Linked DNA regions of Homo sapiens: regions 1, 2, 3, 4, 6 and 7 are each linked to region 5. The links are chromatin loops, found by intact Hi-C in ENCODE. Cell type or tissue: natural killer cell. All regions are shown on one strand.

Evidence for each region. Peaks named below come from ENCODE experiments on the same cell type or tissue, not always from the same donor. Only the 100,000 strongest peaks of a DNase experiment are listed, where the experiment ranks them.
Region 1: it touches region 5 in a loop (2.5-fold over the local background); 5 of 110 quality-filtered maps call a loop at or near these places.
Region 2: it touches region 5 in a loop (2.3-fold over the local background); 5 of 110 quality-filtered maps call a loop at or near these places.
Region 3: a loop joins it to region 5, with 15 times the contacts of the local background. A loop is called at or near these places in 86 of 110 quality-filtered maps.
Region 4: a loop joins it to region 5, with 3 times the contacts of the local background. A loop is called at or near these places in 16 of 110 quality-filtered maps.
Region 6: it touches region 5 in a loop (2.6-fold over the local background); 15 of 110 quality-filtered maps call a loop at or near these places.
Region 7: a loop joins it to region 5, with 21 times the contacts of the local background. A loop is called at or near these places in 26 of 110 quality-filtered maps.

Annotation. Positions count from the first base shown.
Region 1 is chr7:8,124,443-8,128,442 of GRCh38, forward strand. ICA1 (islet cell autoantigen 1) reads right to left here. Exons shown (of 14, transcript NM_001136020.3): 13 at 3,431-3,700. Among named protein-coding and RNA genes, the nearest start is that of ICA1, 140 kb to the right of the region's middle. RefSeq lists an enhancer at 390-1,182 and a silencer at 1,779-1,838. In natural killer cell, no CTCF peak of the experiment used is centred here; DNase peaks (open chromatin) are centred at 1,039 and 1,559; H3K27ac peaks cover 4,000 bases.
Region 2 is chr7:7,865,962-7,869,961 of GRCh38, forward strand. The region is part of intron 3 of UMAD1 (UBAP1-MVB12-associated (UMA) domain containing 1); the gene reads left to right. Among named protein-coding and RNA genes, the nearest start is that of GLCCI1-DT, 100 kb to the right of the region's middle. In natural killer cell, no CTCF peak of the experiment used is centred here; no DNase peak of the experiment used is centred here; H3K27ac peaks cover 1,055 bases.
Region 3 is chr7:7,679,903-7,683,902 of GRCh38, forward strand. The region is part of intron 4 of RPA3 (replication protein A3); the gene reads right to left. The region is part of intron 2 of UMAD1 (UBAP1-MVB12-associated (UMA) domain containing 1); the gene reads left to right. Among named protein-coding and RNA genes, the nearest start is that of RPA3, 37 kb to the right of the region's middle. In natural killer cell, CTCF peaks have their summits at 1,758 and 1,961; a DNase peak (open chromatin) is centred at 1,779; H3K27ac peaks cover 502 bases.
Region 4 is chr7:8,033,998-8,037,997 of GRCh38, forward strand. The region is part of intron 3 of GLCCI1 (glucocorticoid induced 1); the gene reads left to right. Among named protein-coding and RNA genes, the nearest start is that of GLCCI1, 67 kb to the left of the region's middle. In natural killer cell, CTCF peaks have their summits at 2,117 and 2,320; a DNase peak (open chromatin) is centred at 2,104; H3K27ac peaks cover 524 bases.
Region 5 is chr7:7,759,287-7,763,286 of GRCh38, forward strand. All of the region lies in intron 2 of UMAD1 (UBAP1-MVB12-associated (UMA) domain containing 1), which reads left to right. Among named protein-coding and RNA genes, the nearest start is that of RPA3, 43 kb to the left of the region's middle. In natural killer cell, CTCF peaks have their summits at 2,183 (motif pointing left) and 2,385; DNase peaks (open chromatin) are centred at 2,195 and 3,165; H3K4me3 peaks cover 1,262 bases; H3K27ac peaks cover 1,993 bases.
Region 6 is chr7:7,422,781-7,426,780 of GRCh38, forward strand. The region is part of intron 25 of COL28A1 (collagen type XXVIII alpha 1 chain); the gene reads right to left. Among named protein-coding and RNA genes, the nearest start is that of COL28A1, 110 kb to the right of the region's middle. In natural killer cell, a CTCF peak has its summit at 1,780 (motif pointing right); a DNase peak (open chromatin) is centred at 1,821; H3K4me3 peaks cover 571 bases; H3K27ac peaks cover 288 bases.
Region 7 is chr7:7,593,259-7,597,258 of GRCh38, forward strand. MIOS (meiosis regulator for oocyte development) reads left to right here. Exons shown (of 13, transcript NM_019005.4): 10 at 1,722-1,874; 11 at 2,999-3,203. Among named protein-coding and RNA genes, the nearest start is that of MIOS, 28 kb to the left of the region's middle. In natural killer cell, CTCF peaks have their summits at 2,350 and 2,549; DNase peaks (open chromatin) are centred at 2,393 and 3,113; H3K27ac peaks cover 188 bases.

The sequences.
Region 1 (4,000 bases), 370 kb after region 5:
ATGAATGCAGTGAAAAAAAAAAAAAAAACTCAAGCTAACATTCATCCTTTCCTCTTTTTTGAGGGGATTGAGGGTCCTAATAGAAGAATAGAAGGCAGAATTTGACATGATCAGTCATGGAAGCATAATGTCCATCCTTCATTTGTAACAAACACGTGTTGAAGGATCCCTGAACTGGGAGCACCTGCTGGGAATCTGTAAGTGTGGCAGAAGCTGAATGGTCTGCTTGTTTCAACCACTTAGGTTTGGCTTTTTTTCCTCCTATCATTTCAGTTCTGTAGGTATTCCATTGGCAGCTGTTTGCATGCAAAGGAAATAGTACAGTAGTTACAAGTTAACTCAACATTTTTTTTTTTTTCAGAGACAGAGTCTCCCTCACTCTGTCACCCAGACTGGAGTGTAGTGGCGTGATCTCAGCTCACTGCAACCTCTACCTCCTGGATTCAAATGATTCTCCTGCCTCAGCCTCCCGAGTAGCTGGACCTACAGGTGCACACCACCACACCCAGCTAATTTTTGTATTTTTAGTAGAGACAGAGTTTCACCATGTTGGCCAGGCTGGTCTCAAACTCCTGACCTCAAGCCATCTGCCCACCTCCGCCTCCTAAAGTGCTGGGATTACAGGTATGAGCCACCTTGCCCGGGTGGTAACTCCTTTAACACTGACCTTGATAGAATCCCAGCAGAGGAAATAAAACTTCTAGCAGACAGAATGACCCTTTTAAATAGGAAATCAGATCATGTTTCTCTTTGGCTCAAGATCCTGTGATGGCTCCCAATTTTACTTGGGCTGAAAAAAGGTCTAAGTTCTTCCAACAGCTATGAGTCCCTGTGTGGCCTGGCCTCCGCCTCTGCATCCTCTGAGCATCCCTCCCCCTTGCTTAGTCAGCTCCAGCCAAGTGTCCTTCCTGAAGACCCTTCACTGTGCCAGGCATATCCTCACCTTAGGGCATTGGCACAGGTTGTTCCCTCTGCCCAGAGCTCCACATGGTTCATTCTCACCTCCTGCAAGTCTCTGCTCAGATCTCATCTTCCCAGTAAGAACCTACTCAGCTCTGCAGCCTGACCTACTACCCTGAGAGCCCCAACACTCCATTATCCCCAGGCTCTACTTTTTCCTTTTCTCCCTAACATCGATCACTTTCTAGCCTACTATGCGATTTGCTTATTATTATGCTTATTATTCACTGCCTGTCTGCATCCTGTTACAATGTGGGCTCCAGGACAGCAGACAGCCTTGTCTGTTTTGTCCTCAGCTGAATTCCCAGTGCCTGGCACACAGTGGGACCCGGTAAATATTTGTTGACTGAATGAGAGACTTGCTAAAGTGCTAGTAGGATGGCAACCTCAAATGAGATGTTGTTGGCCTGAGTAACAAATGGCCTCCCTTTGCAGTTCCTGTTTCTCTTTCCGTAGCATGAGCTTGTGTTTCTCTCTCCCTCCCAGAACACCTCCCTCCTTAGACCTCAGTGTGGTTTGGTGCCTTTCCCGTGTATATGGGGCAAGGCTGAAGTGCAATTCCCCATGGCCGCTGCCCTTGTCACAGCTCTCAGGCATAGTCTGGCAGCCCCACTGTGGGCACTGAGATGAACTTCTCTCACTTTGCCTGCTCAGGAAGTGGGCGAGGAGCTCTGACTTCTTGGCTGTCTGCTGATGTGTGTGCATGGGCTCTTACAATGACTGACACTCAGCCACCCTGGCTAAGCAGCAACACAGTTGCAACCATTCCCTGTGGTTAGTAGGGGCTCTTGTTTCCAAAGCTGAGGATCTGAGTGGGGTTCGTTCTGCAACACTGCTGGGGAGTCCTCAGCAGCCCTAAGATATCACTTGAGGATCTGGGCTCTGCCTCGACTCTCTCAGGGCTTCTTAGCACCTCCACCACAGGTGGGTGGGGATGAAACTCTAGTCAGTTGGCAGCCTTACTCATTTGCAGCTCCCGTGAATGAGGTGGTGAAACCTGGGGTGAAACTCAGGGTGGAGAAACATTTTTGGATTTCATTTATCCCTGCTATCTCTACCTCCATTACTGCAAATAAATGAAATGGCTATGAAATAAGACTCCCAAAGGAAGATAAAAGGAGTCATGTATTTCATTTAAAAAAAAAGACTTTTTTTTTTGTCTTGCCCACCAACTCTTGTGTCCATGATCTCATCTCCAAAGACCTGAGGTTTTAATAGCCCATAATTACTTAATTGTTCCAGCTTTACCGTTTTGTTCTCAGCTTTAAGTGCCAGATAAACATGCTGTTTATTAGGGAGACAGCCTAAATTCATAGAAAAACCAAAACAGTTTGATAATTTCTTAAGTGATTCCTGTTTTACAATTAAAGTCACATGAAAGAAGGAAAAAGTGTTGAAATACTAAAAAATGGTTTCCTTTCAGAAGCCTGTGTGTTTAGAAACTCAAAAATTTAAATTTCAACATGAGTTTCAGGCTTTGCACTGTCAACCAATGTGTTCCAATGCTAGCAATTCTCAGCCAGCACTTGGTTGGTGTACCTTGAACCCTTACTGATGTTGACAACCCCTCCAGCATTTTTTTTTTTTTTTCAGACAGAGTCTCACTCTGTTGCCCAGGCTAGAGTGCAGTGGCACAATCTTGGCTCACTGTAACTTTGCCTCCTGGGTTCAAGCGATTCTCCTGCCTCAGCCTCCTGAGTAACTAGGATTTGGGATTACAGGCATGTGCCATCATGCCTACCTAAGTTTTTTTTTTTTTTGTATTTTTAGTAGAGACAGGCTTCCACCATTGTTGGCCAGGCTGGTCTCAAACTCCTGACCTCAAGTGATCCTCTCACCTCGGCCTCCCAAAGTGCTGGGATTACAGGCATGAGCCACCATGCCTGGCCTGAGAAATTTCTTCTGATCAGTGTGGAAACTCTATTTTTTCTGTGGCTGAGGAGGTAATGTTTGGCCCTGTGTTTCGGGCAGAACCAGAAGAGTGGATCTAGTGGGGGGTCCTCAGGGGAGAGGTGGATCAGGATAGAAAGGGAGCAGAAATGCAAGATAAAACTTAGTGTGCAAAAAGAGTGAAGAAGCCCCGTGCAATGTCAGTCAGCACCCAGGAAGAGGGCATGCTTATGGGAACGTGGTGAACTCAGGGCGGAGTGGCCAAGTCAACGGGGCCTTGACCATGAAAGCAGTTTGATCCTCTCAAGTATGCCACAAGAAGTCTAAAATCAAAGGATGACAATATGATTTAGAACCACTCATCTAACCTTTGATGCTAACACAGGGGAGAATTATGAAAAGGAATGTATTTTAAACCCTGAAACATAAAGTTGGAATGTGATTCTGAGTCTCCAGTTAAAAAGTCAATAAAAATAGAGAAAACATTAAAAAAGACAAAGAAGGAAGAAATATGCTTTTGGATTGAAAACAAAAAGAATGAACAAACAAAAAACCCCATTTCAATCCCCACCTTACCTACCTTGTAGCGAGGCCTGTAAGTCTTTCATATTTTGGTCTAAAAGCTGCGAAGGAAGGAAACCTGAGCCTGTCTGGGCCTTGGGGTCTGGCTCTCCCAGGGCCATAGTGGGCACTGGCTCCTTCACTTGGCCGTCTCCAAACACAGCGGCCCACTCTTTGCTGAACTCGCCCTCTTCCAAGGAGGAAGCATTGAAGATCTCACTCAACAGCAGCAGGTCATCTTTGTCAGCACCTTCAGGTTCCGGGGTCCCTGCCACTGGTCCCAGGCAAGCTGATTGAAGTAACAGAGAACAAAACGTCACCACGGAGGGCTCAAGCCCTCAGGAATCAATGCTGTGGGGGCTGCGAAGGGGGAGACTGGTTGATGGCTAGATTTAAGAAAAATGTCATCAAAATATAAGTTCATCCTATTATTATAGCCTCTCTTAAGAGTTTATAGAATTAAATTTCGAATCCCATGTTCCCTTGTCCCCTGTCCTCCAAAGCAAGTTCAGTTTCTGGGCATCAGACTCTAGGATTTTGGTTTTTCTTTAATATAAAAACAAATTTACCAAAACATTTCTCAGATATG
Region 2 (4,000 bases), 110 kb after region 5:
ATTTGGCAAGTCAAGGAATAACTTATCTCATGCTTGAGGAAATGGATGTAGCTGGAGTCACAAACCAGTTTATCTCTGCATTTAATACCATCCATAGTTTATCATGTTGGTGATAACGGGCAAAATGGGTTTGGTAAAATCTTAGAAAAACAAAGAAACAAATGCAGGAATTGAGGGCCAACATCCTAATTCCTAACTTATTTAGAAGAAATGTGAATATAAAATTTATGAAGAGATTTAGATTATTCAGTCATTCAGTAAACATGTATTGATTATCTGTTATGAGCCCCACATTGTGCTGGCTGGGAAGGAAATGGGAATGAAAGCTGTAGTCCCTGGCTTTGAACAGCCCGTAGGTTTGTGGGGGTGACAGGGAATTCTAGTCGAGTGTGATGTGTGCTGTGAGGGAAGTATGCATAAGCTGTTAAGGGAACACAGGGATGGTTACTTGGCCCACGTTTGGGGAGTTAGTTGGGGAAGTCTTTCTAAAAGAGGCTTGTGTGACCTGGAAGGGCAAATTGAAATAGGCAAGATGAAGGGAGTAGAAGAGAGGATGTCTTAACTTAGGTTTAAGTAATTCAATGAGCCAAGGCTCAGAACTAAAGAGAAAGTGTGTGTACACACACATGCATGAATCTACATACATGTCTACTTTTGAGGGAGTGGAAAGCAGTAGGCACCATGAAAAGGTTTGGTTAACAGCGGATAGCTTGGTATGGATGCAGTAAAGAGTTTAGGAATAAGAGTACAAGAAATTGGAGGGGTAAGCAAGGCCAGGTCATGCTTGTGTGTCGTGATAAGGAGTTTGGTCTTTTTTCAAAGGCATTGAGGAATGTTAAGCAAGGAAGAGAATGTGTTTTATATGCTACAAGTGGTAGGGAGAGTGTAGTGTAGGGTAGTAAAGCTGTACATGGGAAACTCTTGCAGCATTCCAGGAAGAAGACCTTAGTATCCTGAATGAAGAGAATGACATGAACCTGAAGAGAAATGGATGAATTAGGGGAGATATTAAAAGCAGAAAAGTCAATAGGACTCAGTGATTTATTGCATGGAGGAAGTGAGAGGGAGGGAAACGTCAAAGATGATACAGGTTTCTGTGCTGGGCAACTATATAGGTTCTCTTCACTGATAGAGAAAATATTGGAAGATTGGAAGAGCATTAAGTTTGAGGTAAGGTTAAGGTAAGGAAGGGACTAAGCTAAGAGCCAGGTTTAAAACATGTTGAGTGTAAGATGTCCTGTGGAATATGCAAAAGGAAATGTATAATAGGAGTTGAACATATGGATCAGGAACTCTAGAGAGAAATCCGAGTTTGAGATTGGTATATGTGCATGTATCTACATACATATTACTTTTGGGGGAGTGGAAGAGTGGAGCAGTAGGCATGCTCCATATCAGATAAGCTCATCCGAAGAAGTGTGTTGAGATTAGGAAGAGTAAAGGAACAGAAATGGAACCCTAAAGAACACCATCACTTGAGAAATAGACAAAAAGAATAAGCAGCTAGACATGTAGAAAACAAAACTAACAAGTGTACCGAAGCCAAGAACTAAAAATTCAGAGTCAGTAGCAGTAAGTGCTACAAAGTGGTCATTTCAGATTAGCACTTCCAAACATTTTCTGAATTTAGCAAGAGAGTGATTATTAGTAACCTTTGTGAAAGCAGACTCAGTAGAGGGGTGCAGGCAGGAGGCAGGTTGCAGTGGGTGAGGGAGGCATGGCAGACAGTGTGTGCCAACAATGGTCTCAGCCTCGCTGTGAAAAAAACATAGAAAGATAGTATGGGAGTTAGGAAGGTGATATTCCAATAGGCAATATAGAGTTGAGTCGAATTTTAAAAAATGGTTAATTGCTTCTAGGAAAGATTAGCAATTAGGAGACTCCCCCTAATTGATGAAGCCATGTCCTTGAAGAGTTTGCACTGGGTGGATCTGCAGCCCTGGAAGCTCTGGGGAAGGGGTTGGATACAAATGCAGATACATTTGTTGGGGGGTAGAGCAGATAGAGGAGATCCTCACTCGGTGGTTGCTGTTTTCTCTGTGAAGTAGGAGGCTGGCCCACCTGCCAGCAGCGAGGAGGAAGCTGGTGATATAGGGCTAGAGGAGAGAAGAGAAAGGGGAAATGTGTGCTGAGAATCATGAGGCGGGAAGGCCTACTGGGAAAATATGAGCTGCCTGGACAGCTTACGGTTGGAGTTTATGAATTTCTATAAAGCAACTTTAAAACAATTTTTAAAAAATCACTGAAACAGCCTTTTGTGTTTTCAAAACCAGTATTAAATAGGATCCTGCATTTAACGCACTATTTCTTGCCTGGTTCCTTTCCTGAAGTGCTTCTCTTTCCTCTTTCCACCGCGCCCCCACTCTAGTTGGCTAGTAGAGAAGATTTTTCCAGCTTCAGACAAACCACTTTTCCAAGAATACATGGAACAGATTACAGAAGCAAGTAACAGCCTGCTTACTTCCCCTTCTGCACTTGTATGTACGTTCAGCTGGAGTTCTGAAAAGAGGAAGTCGGGAGAACATTTTTTTCTTTTTAAAAGAAAGATTGGAGAACCACGGAGCACAAGCAGGTAGAAATATTGAAGGAAAGAGAAAGAAGAGAAAATGGAAAAAATACTGAAAAAAAAAAAATCATGAGCCAGAAGGTAAACCAAAATGATGTCAGAGACTAGGAAAGGAACAGAGAAAATAATCTGCCTTCTAACCTAGCCTCTTAGTTTGCTACTGAAATACAGCGTTCTTGAACTGGAGCCCTCACTTCTAGGCAAAACTAACACCTAGGCCACATGGAGATAGAAATCTTCTGTGAATTCAGCTTCTCCCCCCTAATTTCTGTATCAGTGACAACATATCCTGGGTTTTTATTTCTTTCTTTGACCTAACCTTTCAATTTTAAAATCAAGTCTGAGTGCCTAGAGTATCTGAAAAAGAAGGGGACCAGATCTAGTGCCATTCAAAAACATTTAATGAGCACTTTGTATATATAGGTGCTGTTCTGGGTACTGGGAACTTGGAGAAAAAGAGGAAACAATCTTTGCCGTTGCAATATGATTTCTCCCAAGTGAAAGGAGACTATTGCTTAGGAATTACATAGGTGCAGGACACCAACTCTCAGGCATTTAATAGCTAGACAGACATTTATTAGTGACCAGCTTCTTATAAAAAATAAAAAGCTTGAGTACTGCCTTAACTGTGCCATAGCTTATATCACCTTCTCCTAACCTCTGTCCCCTGATGCTTCTAACTCAGATTTGCCCCTCCACCTCACCCCACAGTAATGCAAGCAGATACCAGCTGAAGCCAGAATAGAATGGATAGTTATCTAGGGAGATAAAGTGACAGTGTTGCTTGTTCAGGCTATTGTTCAAAGAAGCACGTCTTTTATTTATAGACATTAGAATTTAAAGGCATAGACAGCCAGAGCTTGATATTACCTCTTCTTTTTGTAACTTGTTTTCTAGAAATATGCTTGATACAGCTACCTTCTTTGCATGTAAATTGAATGTGTTGGAAGAGTGTTTTATACCTGGTTTCATGTTCTTTTAATAGGTTCTATTGCTGTTTTAGTTAAGGCTGGTTTCTAAATTTTAATGCATCAATATTTTGCTTTTATAGCATACTACTTTATCTCTGTCTGAGGCATAGGTTGCAGAAAAAAGCAGGAGGTTTTAAAAGAAGCCAAATATAGATGACTTTCATATTAATAAAATATTCATAATTTAGTTGGATATAGCTAAGTAGATGAGGTCTCCAATTGTTAGTGCGTCTGCAAAGTTGGCGCCTCCTAATAGACTTCATGGTGGTTACTGGAATTTTGTGCCAGGAAAAATGTAGTTGTCTGTTCTTAAACCTGAATTTCCTTGCTTTCAAACACCCAAGAGCGAGGTTCACAAGGATGCCACTAACCTTCTGTTGCTCTGGGGAAGTGACTTCATTTTTCCAACCCTTTGCTGAAAAGTGTTATATGCCTTGTATTCTTGGAGTGTGTTTTTTCCTAA
Region 3 (4,000 bases), 79 kb before region 5:
TGAGTTGTTTGAGTTCCTTATATATACTGATTGTTCATCCATTGTCAGATGAGTAGTTTGCAAATATTTTCTCCCATTCTGTGGGTTGTCTCTTTACTGTTGATTAATCATTTCTTTTGTTGTGCAGAAGCCTTTTAACTTGATGTAATCCCATTTGTCCATTTTTGCTTTGGTTGCCTGTGCTTGTGGGGTATTACTCAAGAAATCTTTGTTCAGATTACTGTCCTGTAGCATTTGCCCAATGCTTTCTTCTAGTAGTTTCGTAGTTTCAGGTCTTAGATTTACGTATTTTATCCATTTTGATTTGATTTTTGTATGTGGCGAGAGATAGGGGTCTAGTTTTATTCTTCTGCATATAGATATCCAGTTTTCCCAGCACCACTGATTCAAGACTTCCTTTTCCCAATGTATATCCTTGGCACCCTTGTTGAAAATGAGTTCATTGTAAATGTGTGAATTTATTCCTGGGTTCTGTATTTGGTTCCATTCGTCCATGTGTCTGTTTTTATGCCGGTACTGTGCTATTTTAGTTACTATAGCTTTTTAGTATAATTTGAAGTCAGGTAGTGTGATTCGTCTAATTTTGTTGTTTTTGCTTAGAACAGTTTTGGCTTCTCTGGGTCTTTTGTGATTCTATATAAATGTTAGGATTATTTTTTCCATTTCTGTGAAGAATGTCTTTGGTATTTTGATAGTGATTGCATTGAATCTGTAGATTGTTTTGGGTAGTATGGACATTTTAACAATACTGATTCTTCCAATCCATAAATTTGGAATATCTTTCCATTTTTTTTTATGTGTGTTCTCTTTGGTTGCTTTCATCAGTATTTTATAATTTTTATTTTAGAGATCTTTCACTTTGGTTATATTTATTCCTAAGTATTTTATTTTACTGGTAGCTTTATAAATGGGATTACTTTCTTGGTTTCTTTTTCAAATTGTTTGCTGTTGGCATATAAAAATGCTATTGATTTTTGTATGTTGATTTTGTATGCCGTAACCTTACTGAATTTATTTATTAGTTCTGATAGTTTTTTTAGTTGCATACACATGTATCATGGTTAGCATATATCCACATAACTTTTTTTGTGGCATCGTGTGCAATACGTACATTACAGAAAAATAAATATATTTTGTTGGTTTGTGTGTTTGTTGATGTCTAAATGATAAAGCTAAGTAAAAACTTATAAACATGATTATATTTGTAGCAACAACTTTTTATCAATATGGACACCACAGAATTTGTTAGATTATCTCCTTATGTGGCCTTTATAACCCATTTCTAGAAAGGTCAGAGTAAATTATGTTGTTTAAGCTATAAATTATCTATTTTTTTCCACTTGAGAATACCTTTTCCCCTAGGCAAGCATTTCTGCTTAACACAAATAGGTTTTAGGTCACAATTATTAGATGGCATTGCAGAGTTGATGGAATCAACACATCATGACTTGAAATTCAGGTCTGGGCAGAGTCTAGACACTTGTTTTGGTAATAGGAATATCTGGGCTGTTCATATACAGTTAGCTCACATTTGGACAGAAAACCTTTCTCCGCATTAAGATTTCGAAAGCTTTTAGCCTCTGTAAAATGTCTAGTGGTGCCGAATAAGAATAAGGGAAAAAAGTTCTTGTAGAAAAACATCCTTTCCCTTGTAACCAGTTCCTATTCACGTAAGAAGGTAATAGCTATTCCTTCATTCAGTAATGAAGTTGAAGTAATCCTCCAGGGTACTCATTTTACACAAAAACAAATTGCAGTTTTCATTTGCATCACTGGGTGGCGATTTTTCATAGCCTTATACTACTATTTAAAAATCCAGCAAGCATGGCACTATTCGTAATTACCAGGGTTTTCTCCTGTTATGACATGTTTAATTGTACTTTTAAGACATTATCTTTAAGTTGATTACAAATTTACTAGTGTAGTGGCAAGCTCATAGTTATTTTAAGTTAGGAAAAGGGATATTGCGTAAATGTTAGGATATAATTCCTTCCAAAACTAAGACAAAAGCATGAATTAGCTTATTATGTTATAGCAAAAAGAAGGAAAAATAACAACAAAAAGTAATAGGATATAAATGAAAAGGAACAATTTAGATATTGTTGTTGGTTCACTAATATTGTTGACCAAATATTGAATATAACTTTGAAGCAGGCAGAATGAAATTGGGCAAACACTATTGTAGAGATTAAAGGAATTGGGTTACAGTACAAGGGAAATGCATCATGGTTTTCAGAATATGCAGGTGCTTCTTCAAGTAGGGCATAAGAACTTCTAGTTTCCATTAAGCTAATTATTTTGTAACACTTGCTGAATTTAGAACCAGAATTTAATAATTCACAGCAGCTTGGATTTCACCTTTTAAAATACTTAAAACACATTGAAATATGTAATTTAGTCTCACCTTCTGTTTTCCAGTCTCAATGATCAGTCAGATATTGAAAATAAGTGAGTTATTTTTAAGATTATCTCCTATGGAATTCCTCATTCTGGGAACCAAACCACATATACATACTTCATTTAAACTATCATATTTTTATATGGAACTTTTAAAGGTAGTCTCTTCATCGCTGTGTTGTTTCCTTTATTTAAAAGTGGAAATTTAGCTGTATACATAAAAATTTACATTCTAAGGAATGAGGGACAGTAAGTCACTTTGATTCTGTCTAGGGTTGAAGGCTTTAATTAAAACAGTGACAAAAACTAAACAGGTTTTCAACATGTGCTTCCTATTTTTATTGCCTGTTCTTACAAAAAATGTATACCAGATCTTTAAAAAATTAGAGTGTTTATGGATTAAAAAGTAACTTACCCTATCGCTGTCTCCTTACCCACGTATCGGGATATCCAGAAAAACTCGATTTACATTTAATTTACTTAGCAGTTTTTGTGTTTTTACTTTTGACCTTTAAATTGCAAAGCAAGTATGCCAGGATTTTTCAACTAACTTCATGATGTAGATGCTTGTTTTTCTATTAAGAAATGTGGAGTTGTGTGTCTAATGGATAGAATTAACAGTATTTTCAGTCACTGTTACCTGATTCTGGTTTACCTGTTAATCTAGCAGCGTTTCAGTTTCAGTTTTTCGGAGGTGAAAAAGTTAGGTTAGGCCATCCCCGTGTGGGGTACACCACCCTTCCTTAACTCCTTGAATGTACAGTGAAAGGCAATTGCATGAAGGAAGAGGAGAGGTGCCAACTGTACTCAGAGGCAGAACTGAGCCTTCTGTTTGGCACAGTTAATTGTGGGAAAGTCATTCATTTTTTTCGGGGACTCAGTGGATTTAGTTGACTCAAACGTAAATTAGGGATCTATCTCTCTGTGATTCTAACCCTTCTGTGCATTAGGGGATACTTAGAAAAAAATACTGGTGCTGGGACCCATTCCTAGATTCTGATTAAAAGGTCCTGGGATTAGGCCCAGGAATTGATTTTTTCCCCCCAGAGTTCTCCAGATGATTCTAGAGTTCATGCAAGGCTGAGAAGCACTACAGTTCACTCTCTAATAATTGTATGTCATCAAATAATGTGTTGAGACACTTTGAAAAAGACTTCATAAAATATAAAGTTACAGTTTCTTTTTTAGTTGAGCCATAAACAAAAAGCAAATAAAACCACAGAATTTCTGGGTAATTACATTTCCTTCAATATATTAAATCATTAAATAGAAAAAGAGCAGAAAGCTTCATACATGATCCTATGAAATGAAATTTGTTTTCTTTTCCTTTTCTTTTTTTTAGACGGAGTTTTTGCTCTTGTTGCCCAGGCTGGAGTGCAGTGGCATGGTCTCTGTTCACTGCAATCTCCGCCTCCTGGGTTCAAGTGATTCTCCTGCCTCAGCCTCCCAAGTAGCTGGGATTACAGGCATGCACCACCACACCTGCCTAATTTTTGTATTTTGGATAGAGACAGGGTTTCACCATGTTGGCCAGGCCGGTCTCAAACTCCTGACCTCAGGTGATCCGCCTGCCTTGGCCTCCCAAACAGCTGGGATTATAGGC
Region 4 (4,000 bases), 270 kb after region 5:
AATGTTTCCTGTGAACCTACATTAATATAGTTAGTATAGTATTGGCACACATAAAGATTTATAGGTAAATGGAACAAAATTTGTGAATCTAGAAATAAACCCTTATATTTGTGGTCAGTTTATTTTAGCCAAAGAAGCCAACACAATTTAATTGAAAAAGACAGTCTTTTCAACAATTGGTGCTATAATAATTGAATATTTGTATGTACAAAATACCCTTAAGTCCTAGCTCTCACCATAGAGAAAAATCAGCTTTCAGTGAATCATAATCCTAAATGTAACCTCTAAAATTCTAAAACTTCTAGAATATATTAATTAGACATTCTTAGATACAATCTCAAGAGTAAAAGCCCTAAAAGAAAAAAAGATAATTGGATCTTCAATAAAATTAACACTTATACTTCAAAATACACCACTAAGAGAATAAAAAGACAAGCCACAGACTTGAAGAAATATTAGCAAATCATGTATTTGATAAAGGGCTTCTATGTAGAATATATAAAGAATTCTTACAAATCAATAAGAAGATAAATAATCTACTTTAAAAATTGGTAAGACACTTGAAGTATTTCATCAGAGAAGAGGATGGCTGACAAGAGACATCAGACACCACTTCTCAGAAAGAAGAACCATAGTTACAGGTGAATAATCATAACTTGAATAGAATATCAAGGGGAGAGTGCTGGAGTCCAGTGGAGAACTCACAGGAAGAAGCTAGGACACAGAAAAAGAAGGAAAAAGAGGCTGGCAGAGATTAGCTAGGAAGCCCAAGGGACTTGCTATTTTGTTGAAAGGATAGGTGGAAGTGTTTTGGGCTCCCCTTCCCCTCGCAGCAAACTGCTGGTATTCAAGAGTTCCTCTGCCCTTATGAACCCAAACACTGGTGTGGGTGGTGATTTGGGGACTTACTGAGGGCATTACACCAGACTACCAGCTCATGCTGGGTTGCTTACCCTCCCTGTGGACCCGAGCTGTGATGGCAGGCCCAATATATTTGGGACATGCCTGTTGAAGGACTGAGTCCTGCCCAAGGAACCTCAGGTCCTGCCCTTGTGTCTCGACATCACTGGATCCCATACAGACATTCCCTGGCACTCACTCAGATTGTAGCAGCCACATAGTGCTGGCTGGACCCAGGGGAGCTGCAGGATTCTCAGTGGTCTCTCCCTCAGGGAGTGCTGCTCCTAAGGGAAGGGAAAGTGCAGTGCACAAAAGTGTGTGCTGTCCTTTGCCCGAGAACTCCCCACTTGGCTGAGAGTGACTGCTACTTCCAGTGCAGATGTGGGCACTGTGCTTGGCTCTTCAAGGGAGGAACAGGGTTCCATCCCAGCAGCCAGGTGGCCTCAGTGCTTAAGCACAGATGTGGAGAAGGGATATCTCTCCTCTGCAGCTTGTCCACTGCTGCGAACACAGCCATGGCTGCTCCTATGGGAGGTTGGTACAGGCGTATCACAAGACAGCCATTCTAGGGCAATTAGGTATGGCTGTGTCCGCACTGATAATCTAAAAAATAAGAATTTATTCAAGCTGGGCCCAGGCTTGTGTGAAAGGTGGGGCACCTCCCCCTTATATGTGGAGTTGTTATGTTCCTGCAACAGAAATCAGGAGAACCACAAAGATGTATGTTTTAGGCTGAAGACAGGTTCTACACCAAAGATAGTTTGGCAGTAAGCTGTGAGATGGGCAGATTTCACAGCTCTTGGCTACACTGCAGTGTGGATATAGACAGTGTTGTCTGTCCCGTCAGAGTGTCCCAAGTGCCTAACAGGGGTGTGACAGGGAAGCAAATCATGTTCCTGCCTGCCTAGGTATGGAGCTGAGGCAGTTCCCTCCCCCACATAGAGAGCTTGTCACATTCTACCAGGAGCTCCTCTCACCACCCGCTTCAGGGCTAGTGATTGTGTCCACCATTGGAGTATTGAAGAGCAGGCTTGGTGGTTTAGCTCTACCCAGCTTTGTCCCCATCAGGGGCTGAGCAGAGATCTCAGGCTACTGTGCATTACACAGTCTGGCCAATTTGAAGCAACAGAGAGATCCTTCCAGTAAACAAAGATCAAGCATATACCCATCTGCTTCTGCTGTAGCTGGCCTTTACACATAAGCACCACCTATTGGTCTGTAGGTTAAATTGCACAACCCAATACAAAATCTGCTAACACAAGTGCACAGTTCTGGGGAATGAGATAAACTTCCTGAGACCTCCACCATCCTGGCCCAAGAGGCAGTGAGTTTGTTCACATGCCCAGTACATCACTTCTACAACTAGTATTTGAGAAGCCATCACACAAAGCATGTCTGAAACCAAGTAACTCATAGAAACTTTGCTTTCAGTGGAAAGCACCCAGAATAAAAGCCAAAAGGCCATACACAACATATATTATAGTCTCATCCTTAAGATGGAAAAAAAATCATGTCCAAACAAAAGTAAATTCAAAAATAAGAAGAGAGAGTTTATCCAGATGAGAAGGAACTAGAGAGACAATTCTGGAAGTATGAAAAAACAGAGTATTACAACACCTCCAAAGGATCATACTAACTCTCCAGCAATAGATCCTAATGAAAATGAAATCTTTTAAATACCAGATAAAGAATTCAGAATATTGATACTAAAGTTCAATGATACCCAAGAGAAAGTTCAAAAACAATACAAAGAAATCAGAAAAACAATTTAAGATATAAATGAACAGTTTATTAGGAGATACTTTTTTAAATCCACCAGAACTTTTAGAAATGAAAAATTCATTGAATGAATTACAAAATAGAGTTGAAAGTTTTAACAAGTAGACTAAACCAATGAGAAGAAAGAATGTCAGAGCATGAAGACAGGTCCTGCAAGTTAATCCAGCTAGAAAAAGAAAACAGAATTTTGAAAAATAAAGCCTTTGAGAAGTATGAGATTATGTAAAACCTCCAAACCTTGTCATAGGGAGAAGGTTTCTTCCTGAGGGAGAAGAAAAAGAAAAAAGTTTGGAAAACCTATGTGAGGAGATAATTGAGGAATAATTCTCTCATCTTACTAGAGATTTAGATGTTGAAATAGAAGAGGCTCAAGGAAATCCAAAAGATATATTGCAAGATGACTCGACCAAAATAGTCTTCAGACAAAGTCAGTGTGAAGGAAAGGAATCCTAAAATCAGCAAGAGAAAAGCATCTAATCTCCTGTAAAGGAAACCCCAACAGACTTACAGCAGAATGCTCAGCAGAAACTCTATAAGCCAGAAGAGGTTGGGTGCCTAATTTCAGACTTCTTAAAAGAAAAAGAAAACTGTCAGCCACGAATTTTGTATGCTGGTAAACTCAGCTCGGTAAGTGAAGGGGAAATAGTATTTCCCAGACACGTGAATGCCAAAGGAATTCATCACCACTAGACTGGTCCTACAAGAAATGCTCAAGGGATTTCTAAACATGGAAATGAAAGGTTGACACTCACCATCATAAAAACACATGAAAGGATAAAACTCACAGATCTTATAAAACAGTTCCACAACTGAGACTACAAAGCAACTAGGTAAGTTAACATTATGATAGGAACAAAACCTCACATACCAATATTAATTCTGAACATAAATGGGTTAAATGCTCCACTTAAAAGATACAGCTTGGCAGAATTGATTAAAAAGCAGGATCTAATCATATCTTGCTTACAAGAAATCCACCTAACTGCTAAAGACACGTAAAGACTCAAGGTAAAGGGGTGGAAAAAGACATTCCTTGCAAATGGAAAGAAAACGTGAGCAGGAGTAGTCATACTTACATCAGATAAAACAGATTTTAAATCAACAGGGAAAAAAAGATAAGGTCATTATATAATGATAAAGGGATCAATTCAACAAGAAGATATAGCAATTCTAAATATATATGCACCCAATACTAGGCCACCCAGATTCATAAAGCAGATACTGCTATACTTAAGAAAACAGATAGTAATACAATAATAGTGGATAGGGGACTTCAGCCCCCCACTGACAGCACTAAATGGGTCATCAAGACAGAAAGTCA
Region 5 (4,000 bases):
CTGGACTCTACAGGAATTACAACTGCTATTAATTTAGAATAAACATATAAATAATATATTTTAAAGTATGTTGTCTACATGTGCTGGGTCACCTTCATCCGGCATCAGCCTGGACAGAGGACTCAGGCCCTCTACTTGATTCCATAAGAGTCCGGTTACATCGAGCATTTTGCGCCCTCTTTAAACTTGACTGAGAATTTACAAGGCCACGGGGCTTACAGCATTCTATTTTTCTTTTTGCCTTTCTCTCTTTTTTGCTTCGTACATAAATGAAAATCTAATGTAAAATTGTAAATGGGAAAAGTACTATCATGAAGAAAAAAGTACCAGGGAACCTGAAACGAGATTAAAACTGACTGAAAGGATCTAGGAAGGAGTCTTGGAGGAAGGGAAATTTAAGCTGGTCCTTTAGGGATGAAGACCTTAAAGGTGTATGACAATTAGACATGCTTGTAGGGAAGAAGGAGGAATGGAGATGCTTTCCAGGCAGAGGAAAGATATACGAGGGGAAAAAGTATAAGACCATGACATATTCAGGGAACAGTAAGAGAAGTGGCTCAGACTTTCTGGGAGACAGTCTGCCATATTATCCCCCTTCTTCCCTAACTTAGGCAGTGTTAAAACATGGCTGCATATTCTTTGACACTCTCCCATTGAAAAGTTGTGTCGACGCCCCCTCCTCTTGAATCTAGACGAGCTGATGACTGCCTCAGTCAATAGAATATGGCCAAAGAGACCCTGGCTTACAAGGGTCAGTTGCAAAAGGCCATGTGACTTCTGCTTTGTTTTCTGGAACACTTGCTCTTGGAGCCCGGAGCCACCATTTAAGAAGTCCAACCAGCTTGAGGCCATCATGCTGTAGAGGCATGTGTATAGATGATCTGGTTGACGTTCCCAGCTGAACCCAACTTTCTAGCCATTCTACCAAATGTGAGTGAAGTTGTCCTTCAACTGTTTTCTGACTACCAGTACCCTAGAGCAACCTCTAACATCACTACACAGAACAGAAGAAATGCTCAAGCTCTGCCCGAATTTTTGACTCACAGAGCTGTGAGATATAATACAAATAACCATCCTGGCTAACACGGTGAAACCCTGTCTCTACTAAAAATACAAAAAAATACAAAATAATAATAATAATAATAATAATAATAATAATAATAATAATTGTCTTGAGTTATAAGTAGTTTATTATACACCAATAGATAACTGGAATACCAACCAAAGCCAAAGTGAGGGGATTTTTCTTTAGATGCTTGCTGAAGACAATATTAAGTCATCCAAAAACCTCTCCCCAGAATATACTACTGAATGTAATTTAGCACTTATGGCAGGAAGACTGAGTTTGGATAGCATTCAAGGCAGAGGAAATGACATGAACAAAGATAGCAAGGCAGGGAAGGACAGGACATATGTAAGGTAGAGAGTAATTAGGTTCAGCTAGGAGTAGGGCACCTCCTGGGCACAGTGAAAGAATAGACTAAAAGAGAAGGTTAAGGACATGCTATGAAGGGCCTTGAATGTGAGATTGAAGAAAATAACAGTACCACTGAAGATTTTTTGAAAAGTTTTACTAGCAAAACAGCACTTTTGGGAATTTTTTCAAATGCTTGTGGGATGGACTGAAGTATGGAGAAATTAGGGGATCATTTTGGAAGCTATTGCAAGATACTATGTGAATCAGATCTGTGGTAGCTGCAGCCAGAATGAAGGCTGGAAAATAGATAGGAAATACTGTGGGCAGGACCACCACTGACCTGCTTAGTGCATTTTGTGAATTATGAAAAGGTCACCCCAGCTGGGCACGGTGGCTGACGCCTGTAATCCTAGTACTTTGGGAGGCCAAGGTGGGCAGATTGCTTGAGCCCAGGAATTCAAGTTCAGCTCAGACAACACGGTAAAACCCTGTCTCTACAAAATATACAAAAAATTAGCCAATATGGTGGTATGTGCCTGTGGTCCCAGCTACTCGGGAGGCTGATTTAGGAGACTCACCAGAGTCCAGGAGGTCAAGGATACAGTGAGCTGTGATCGTGTCACTGTACTCCATCCTGGGTGATAAAAGTGAGACCTAACTAAAAAAAAAAAAGTACCACTTCTTTAAGACATTTTACTTCCATCTGTTAGAAAATTGTTGTAATATGTTTATTAGAATAAGACACTTGACTGCCATCTGCTGGAAAATTATTAAAGATATGTCTTTGGTTTCAATGCTCCTCTCCTTTTCACATCCTTGTGCAGTACACAAATTTTGTGGGTGCGAGTAATAGGACTTGGTAACGGATCACATTTCTTATTAAAAGGAAAAGGAAGAAATCTCAAGTTTGGATGGTAGGGAGGTTAGTAGTGACATTAATAGAACTAGAACTTATTATTGGGGAATAGATTTATAAGGCAGAATCATTCTTTACATGGAAAGACACTCATCTTATTATTTATTGATCCCAATTGTTTGCATTTACTTAGTAAGAATTTTGATACCTTTTCTTCTAGAATCTCAGCTCTCCCCCCTTGTGACATCTGAGAATGTTGACCAGTTCCTCTTTTGTATTCCATACACCCCTCTCTTCTGTATCTTTTCTTTCTATTCTGAACGTTGCTTCTTATCCGTCTCCTTTGCAGGCCCTTTTCCCTCAGTTTCCATTCTTGTGCTTTTTTATACAGTGGGCGCTCAATAAATGTTTGTTTAATTGAATTGCATTGCTTTTGAAAGATCAGTTGCAGGTTTTTCAGGAGACTGATTCATAGGCAGTTAGGGACTAAGGGCGTGCCAGAATTCAGAAAGTAGAAACCTATCCTAAATACAGTTCCTTGTTTCGGGATGTATTTTTTACACAGTAGGTCACTCTTCCTTGGGGAATATCTGTACTGTTGATCCGTTCATCATTGTTCAGCAGTGGCAACACCAGGAGAACAAATTATTTACATTGGCTGTGTCATATGGGTGTGTCTAATTCGGAGAACTTTCAAACAAAATAATGAAGCTTCCCCAGCTTCTAACTTGGGAAGTATGAAAAGTTACTTAAAAAAAAATCTTGACTCTTGTTTAAGTACATCAGTGACTGATTAAGTCACAACACATTTTAATATTTTCATTCGAGGTTTCTTGCTAACATTCTTACCACCACTACCACTAACCCCACCCCATGTGTGTAAGTTACTTTTCCTTTCATTTTTCGTGGGTCTTGTGTGTTAAGGCAAAGTCAAGAACTTTGCTCTTCTGATAACTTAACATTGATTGTGTGACTGCTTTGTGCAAATTGCTATGGGATGCCTCATGGAAATTACAAAGGTTTCGTTTGCTTCTGCCCTTCAAGAGAGACTTGCTTAGTGGGAGAAGTAGATGCATATGCAACTGCTCCAGGGCAGGCGATGACAAGGATCATAATATAGTGCAGACAGAGACAGGATTCCCTGTCTTAGAGTGATATAAACATCACTCGAAGACTGAGTCACATATATGGACTTGCCATATTTCTTTCCTAAATTGCACACTTAACTCTTCACTTTCCTGGGCTGGATTAGAATTTGTTTTCGTCGAAGGCTTCATGAGTTGAAAGCACATTACATATATGTAAGATTTAATGGATTTAATTTAAAATGCATTGAATAACATTAATTTTAGCAGGTTTGATTGTTTTAAATGCTTTTAAGCCGGCACTCTTAAACGAAAATAGAGAATATCAGAGTGATATTAAATAAACAATGATATAAAACAGGAGTTTTATGTTTATGGAAACCTAGTATTTAGGAAATAAATATCCTGAAATTCTCTAGCCAAATTATATTTTTAAATGTTTTGAGCATAGGATACAAGTTATAAACAGCCTAGTAGGGAAAAATGTATATTACTGTCATAAACATAGGTAGTATTTAAAATATTAAATATGGATAATTGATATTTAATTGAAGTGCTTTTTATTTAATTAAAGCCAATGACATTTTAAAATTATTTCTTTATTAATTTTTCTTCAATTAAATTTTAGCCTGTATTTTAGAT
Region 6 (4,000 bases), 340 kb before region 5:
GTGTCCCCAAGTTCCTGCCGGCTATTACTACCAGCTTACAGTAATAGACGGAAGAGGGAGAAACACGTTACACAACACCATGAGGATATCATCAGCAAATCCGCAAGTACAAATAACACATACACTAACTGCGAGCTAAAAACAAGGGAGGAGTCTACTTTGATTAAGAGAGATTTAAGAGCTATTTCAATCAAATGCAATGTGTGGGCATGATTTGGATCCCAATCCAAACAAACCAATTGCAGCAAATGGGTAAGACAAGCTTGGAAATGTGAATGCTGGATATTTGCTATATTAAGGAATTGTTCATTTGTTTTAGGTTTGATAATAGTATTGTAGTCAAGTTTTTAAAAAGAGTTCTTACATTTGAATGACAAATGCTAAAGCTTTATATGGATGATGTCTGAGGATTGCTTCAGGATAATGTGGTGAGGGGAGGAGTGAAGAATATAGCTAAAACAAGATCAACTATGTGTTGATAATTGTTAAGGAAGTGTGATATGTAAATGAGAGTTCATTTCACTAGTCTTTCCACTTTTGTGCATGCTTAATTTTCATAATTGTTTTAATACAATTTTTAAAAATCCATAAACAATATCCAGCAAAAGTCTCTCCAGTGAACCTGAGATAGTGTTGCTGTAATAGACCCCCTTAATAATAATTCATGATTTTAAAGATATTAAAACTGGGCAAAGGGGAGGAGCACACAGGTAGATTCAACATCATTAGAATTTACATCTGTCGTGTGTATTCTTGGGATGTACCAAATGTTACATAATTTTTTTTTTAACATAGGGATACGGAGAGAAGGCAAGATTTTTTTTTAACAAAGTAGTATGTTTTAAGAAAAAATTTGACACTGTAGTATTTAATTCATGATTTTTTTTGTGTGAGAATGTTAGCTAAAACCTCCCCTCAACTAGTATTAATTACACTAATACCCACACATGGGAAAGCAAGCGGGAAAAGCAGTTAAAATAGGTCCATAGTTTACCTCAGGCCAGCCTTGTCAATGCTCAGTGTTGCTATTCATTCTCTCCTTCACAGTCTCCCTTATTCACGTCCCCCTAACCCTCAACCTTTGGGAGTATCTGAAGGCCAACTGCAGTAGGACAGCTGACCCTGTAGATACCTTACTGTTCTCTCTGTCCCGCAGCCTCAGCCAATGAATTTAAGATGTGTTCCATGTCATCTGTGGTCCTTCAGTGTTCACCTAAAACAAACTGTCCATCCTTATCCATATAATTGTTGACATATAGCTATGTTTCACATATCTAAATAATCTTTTGTATCTTTCAAACTACGGGAAAATAATGACTTATAGCAATGCTTTTGTGAATCTAATAGACTTTAAATCAAGTCTTAACGTTCTGCAGATATTAGAATTGGTCTGTAACACGGCATGAGAGTTGTTCCTCAGTGTATATGTACCATACTTTGATAGATGGGAACATTAGGCATTTAATGATCTGAGAATCCACAGAAGTAGTGTCTCTCCACTATGGTGGGGTCTTTGAAAATGATCTTTTGTGGTTCCATGGGCCGTGTGTCCATGTTAGGCCACCACACCTGGTAAATGTGAGCAAGAGAATTGCGGACAGGTCTTGCTTGGCCATTTGACGGCACTGGTTTTGTCATAAGGCAGCACCGTAGGTACCTAAGAAGTGCGTTGACCTGTGATATTTTCAGATACACAGTTTATTGTCAGTGGATACAGCAATATTCACAAATAAAGGAATTACAACAGGTTGTCGCATAGCTGGACATAGCTTCCCACGCAACAGCTGAGGGTTGTTGGAGCCTGCAGAGGGAGCCCTTGTATTAGGAGATAATGAACAGACGTGCGAGCAAATTCTAGAGTCGCCATTGGTAACAACATCTATCACTTTCCTAAGATGACAGTCTTAGCCTTACCCCTAACCCCTGCACCCACTCTCTCAAAAGAAGAATAACGGACTGTTTAGATGGCATACCACTTCCTCTTGGCCCGCCAAAGGGATTCTAGATGGGAGATACTACTTTCATTTTCACAGGAAACGGCCAAATTCAGGACTGTCTGCAGTATTTGTGCATATGAACTTAACAAATGATTCAGTGAAGACCACCTAGACCATAACCTTGCAGAGTGGATAATTTTAACTCCTTTAAAAATACACATCATCTTATGATGGTTCTAAAACTCACACATTGAAGCTTTCCCTTTTTAAATGAAAGAAGAAAGAGGAGAGCAAACACATTCATTCATTTTCTCATTAGTAAATCTTCACTTTGGTTAATATTAAAACTATTATAATAAATAATAAATAAAAATAATACTTATTAAGTTTATTATGCAGCAGGAAGTTTTCATTCATTATCTTACCTGATCTTATCAACATCAACTTATTCCATTTTACAGATAAGGAAACTGAGCTACAGCAGGATACATGACTTGCCAAAAACCAGGCAGTCTGAAGCAATTCAAACCCAGGTATGACTCCAGAACCCATCTCCCATTTTGATGTGGACTGGGACTAGATGCAAGACGCTAACTTTTCCATAGACTTTCTTCCAGCTGTCATTTAATGCAAAGACCTCGGCTGTTTGGCTGTGAAACTGTAAAAGTCCTTTCCCTACATCGCCAGTCACACCCTCTCAAGGAGAAGAACATCCTGGATTATAAGATTCATCCTGTATTACACAGGTCCCACACGACCTGCACAAGAATCCAGCCCTCTAAGTCTTCCCGTCCCATTTTCCCTCCGTTGCTAATCCTTGGTTTTGCGGTTTACTCCAATGTGTTAATTGACTTCATTCCAGATCTCCTACCTATACCAGTTCTTAATCTCTCTTCTTATCCATCCTACAATGTGTGTGATTTGGCAGCGTGATGCATAAAATGGCTACTACCACTAATTATATTTGAATTTGTTAGGATTCATAAAGATGTTTTACATACATTAGTCTATTAATTTATCATAATAAACCTGTGAAGTAGGCATTATTATCCCAAATCACAGATAAGAATGCTAAGCCTCAGGGAGACTAAACGACTTGCTGAGGTCACACAGCTAATAAGTGGCAAGGTTTCAAGGTGGAGCAGTGACAAGGAAACAACCCATTATACCTTATGAGTTTTCTAAAAATATCAATATAATATTTGAGGAAATAATCAGCCCATTAGATTATTTTCCTCCCCCTTACTCCCCCACACACTAATGAGGCTTTAATCATACTCTCTCCCTTTGTGCCAGCTAAGTTGCTGCCACTCTTTGAGAAGAAGGTGGAAGCAAGATATACTTGTTCCAAAAGTGATTTCATGCTTTTTCTACTTTGGGGACAATAAAAGCAAATTAAATTCACTGTGAAAGAATCAGCCTCTTAAGGATGTTCCAAGGAATGGTACTCTAAAGATTCTGCTAAATGATGAAACTGAGGAATGACTGGGTTTTAAAATAAGGTAGAAGTCAAAGTGATGATAGCAGCTGCCTTATGTTTCTTTCTTTCTGGTTTTTAAATAAAATTAAGATATAACTACTCCAACTACCACAAACATAGGCAGAACTCTGGAATGAATTACATAATTCCACCTATGTCATGTGTTAGGACCTCTAGAATACCTCACTCGTGGTAGCCAGAATGTCAATGGAAGTTTTAGAGGCTTTTTTCTAAGTATATGCACATATTGGCAATGTGTATTGATTATTGAATGACCGTTGTCATATGACTCAGTCATTTCTCAATGACACCCTTTAATATGAATAGGAAGATAGTACCAACTGTCAGCATGATCATCATGGGGATGAGAAAATAATTATACAAATGCTAGAAAACAAACTTCTCAAATTGCTACATTTCCTCTCAAGTATTTTCTCACCTTTAAATTTCAAATTATTTAAAGTATTTTCAATTACTTGAATCAATTTATCTCCTAAAACTTTAATATTCACCCCAAAACAGCTGTATCTCATAGTCCCTGACAATTTTAAAACTTCTTATTTTTTCCTTTTCTCAAAATCAT
Region 7 (4,000 bases), 170 kb before region 5:
GAAATGAAATTGTAAGCTATGTGTTTCACATGTTCTTTTAGCTAAATTTAACTCTGGTAATTAACACTGAATTTAATAGATGAAAGATATGTTGCTTCAGTTTTTGATTGGATGTCTAAAGATTATATTAGCTCTTACAGATTTTTGTTCTTTTTTTTTATAAGTAAGATATACGCCAGGTTCTCTCTGAAATTTCACTTTTCTATTGGCCCTCAAGTAGGACTGAGAAAACTAACCTTCAGATTGATGCCAAAGCATCATTGGAAGTAGAGACTTTCTCTCCTTTCTCCATTATGTAAAGTTAAGGAAGATATCCTGGACAGGGCTGAAAGTCTTCTAAGAAAACCTAAAGCGGCCGGGCACGGTGACTCATGCGTGTAATCCCAGCACTTTGGGAGGCCGAGGTGGGCAGATTACCTGAGGTCAGGAGTTCAAGACCAGCCTGGCCAACATGGTGAAACCCCATCTCTACTAAAAATACAAAAATTAGGTGGTGGCACACCCCTGTAATCCCAGCTACTCAAGCAGGAGAATTGCTTGAGCCCGGGAGGCAGAGGTTGCAGTGAGCCGAGATCGTGCCACTGCGCTCCAGCCTGGCCGACAGAGTGAGACTCTGTCTCCAAAAAAAAAAAAAAAAGAAAAAGAAAAGAAAAAAAGAAAACCTAAAGCAAGCATAGATGAAATGTGGAATGTCACAGCTGCCAGGGAAAATACAACTTTAGGAAAATTATTACTGGCAAGAACTTGAAGATCTTAATGAGAAGAACTCTAAAGTAAATTTAACTAAAACAAGGTGTTGCTTTTAACTGTGGCTACGGGCAAAAGAACTAAGAAGGTATTTGGTTTGGTTTTGCTTTTTCTTGTTCTGTTATTATTTTTAAGGCAAGAAATGTATGTTTTAATTGAAGGCAAGAGTAAGAATAGACAGGTTTAACTTACAGATAAGTAGATATATAAAAGCAGCATCTCAGTTCACCGTGCATTGCTAGATAGGAAGGACCAAGCTAACTGTTAGTTCAGATGTGACTGAGCAATTTTGGTGTGCATTTGGACTTTTTTTTTTTTTTAAATGGAGTCTCATTCTGTCACCCAGACTACAGTGCAACGGCACAATCTCAGCTCACTGCAACTTCCGCCTCCCGGTTCAGGCATCAACCTCCCAAGTAACTAGGATTATAGGCGCCTGCCACCACACCTGGCTAATTTTTGTATTTTTACTAGAGACAGGGTTTCACCATGTTGGCCAGGCTGGTCTCGAACTCCTGACGTCAAGTGATCCGCCTACCTCGGCCTTCCAAAGTGCTGAGATTACAGGCATGAGCCATCACGCCCAGCCTGTATTACATTTGGATTTGATAGTAAACAGAGTTTGTGAACCCAGAGGTTTTTAATTGCTGGGACAAAGGGTATTCGTATCACTGTTTACAACATTCAACCACGAAGTTCTATTTTCTTAAACTTAACTAAAAGGTAGAGAATTAGACTTCCCTGGGCAGGTATGATATATAAAGTACATATTTATGTCATTAGTGGAACCCAGCTTGAGATAAATTAATGGAGCTTCCATAAATTTTCTTTATTCTCATTAGGAGCCAGCTTTTGGCAAAAAAAAAAAAAAAGGCCTATTTCTTCTGTGTTACTCATACTTACATGCTACCCAGAAGTCTCTGGCCTAGCCAGGAGATTTTAAACAATTGAAATAATTCATGTTTTCGTTTTAGGGTTCACCTTTAGATGTTCTTAAAGATGAAAGGGTTCAGTACTGGATTGAGAATTATAGAAATTTATTAGATGCCTGGAGGTTTTGGCATAAACGAGCTGAATTTGATATTCACAGGAGTAAGTTGGATCCCAGTTCCAAGCCTTTAGCACAAGTAAGTACATTGTTTTGGAGAAAATCAAATTGTAACATGTTGATGTTCAATTTAATAAGTTACTATTAGCTCATTATTTTGCTTATATTGAGTTCCCATTGATGTCTTTGTCTTTTGTAGACTGAACTTTGTCCTTGATCTTCCTGTCCTTTGGTTCTGCTTCTTGCTAACAATCATCTCAGTGGCTTGAGCTTTAGTCGCAGATAGAACAAACCACAGCAGGCCTGAAGTTTTCCAGTGTATTTCCAGCCCTTTCAGATTCTAAACTATTACATTATCTTATAAATTCCACTTGTGTATTAAGTTTTTTAGCATTATTTATGTGCAGTAAGGCAGGATTTGGGTTTTTTAGACTTTAGCAGTATTACCTATATCTATATGTTTAATTACACATGGAAATTTTTTTTTAGCATTAGTTTAAAAAATGAGATTGTTGTCACATAAGGTATACCACATTAAATCACTGTGTCTTAGTTCAGATATTAAATATTATGTTATCCTCAATATGAGCACTGGATGGTGCTATTTTCTTATTTTAGGAACTTGAGAAAGTGCTTATGTTAAAACCAGAGTGTTGATAAAATAGCATTACATGGTAGTACATGTTACTAATCTATATGATAAGTGATTAAGAGCCTAGCAATTTACGGTAAAAACAAAATGAACAGCTTCTATTGCTATTATTCTAAAAATTTAACTATTTACCATTATAAGTTTGTTAACTCTCTTTGTCTTAGGAACAGCGTTTTCTTTATAAGAAAATTTTGTTCAGAAGATTATATCACTGAACTGTGGTTTAGAAGTCATATTGGGATATTTTGTAATGGCCCAGTGTGAATTCTGAAGTCATTGTTATTTCTAAAATGTTGGAGTCTAAAGTTTGAGTTCTTCCACCAATTTCAGTGGTATTAGTAAGAATATAATTAAAAAGGAAGTACCCCAAAAATGTAATTGCTAGGTATAAATTTTAAATGAAAGCTAGTCAACCTTAGCAGATCAATTTTGAAATATAAAATAAAGTTTTTTAAAAGTATTTAAAAATAATTTGTTAGGCGCACACTAAGTTATTTAGCATTCCATTATGGTTTGCATTACATTTATTTTTTCTTTCATTTGTTTTGTAGGTTTTTGTGAGTTGCAATTTCTGTGGCAAGTCAATCTCCTACAGCTGTTCAGCTGTGCCTCATCAGGGCAGAGGTTTTAGTCAGTATGGTGTGAGTGGCTCACCAACGAAATCTAAAGTCACAAGTTGTCCTGGCTGTCGAAAACCACTTCCTCGATGTGCGCTTTGTCTCATTAATATGGGAACACCAGTTTCTAGCTGTCCTGGTATGACATAATTTTACAAAATACTTTTATGAACTGAAATGATTCTTACATAATTGAGTTAATGTTGCAAATAAAATACAAACTAGCTAGAGTTATTATTTCTAAGAAAGGGCAGTTTACTAGCTTGAAGGCTTTTATGTTCCTATAATTTATGAACTATGAAAACTAAAAGCAAAATCTATATCTATTGATACTTCAGGTAATTTCACAAGTTCTGACCAATTTAAAGTTTGTGAGAAAAACTTAAATATGAAATAATCTTAATATATTACCATTTTCTTATCACTGTTTCCACTAAGAGGAGTTCGTTCAAATTTGATTATTTAAAAGTCAGTATACCCGCACCTATTAACAGATACTTTGTATTTCTAAGGATCTTTTGACATCATTAAAGCACTTTGACATTTCTTCCTTCATCTTCAAAACCTACCTATAAAATACATGAGAGAAGGGTCAGTTGCAGTGGCTCATGCCTGTAATCCCAGCTCTTTGAGAGGCCAGGGTGGAAGGATTACTTGAGCCTGGGAGTTTGAGACCAGCCTGAGCAAAATAGTGAGACCCCATCTCTATAAAAAATTTTTTTGGCCGGACATGGTGGCTCACGCCTGTAATCCCAACACTTTGGGTGGCCGAGGCTGGCAGATCACAAGGTCAGAAGATCAAGACCATCCTGGCAAACATCGTGAAACCTCGTCTCTACTAAAAATACAAAAAATTAGCCGGGCGTGGTGGCACACACCTGTAGTCCCAGCTGCTTGGGAGGCTGAGGCAGGAGAATTGCTTGAACCCGGGAGGCA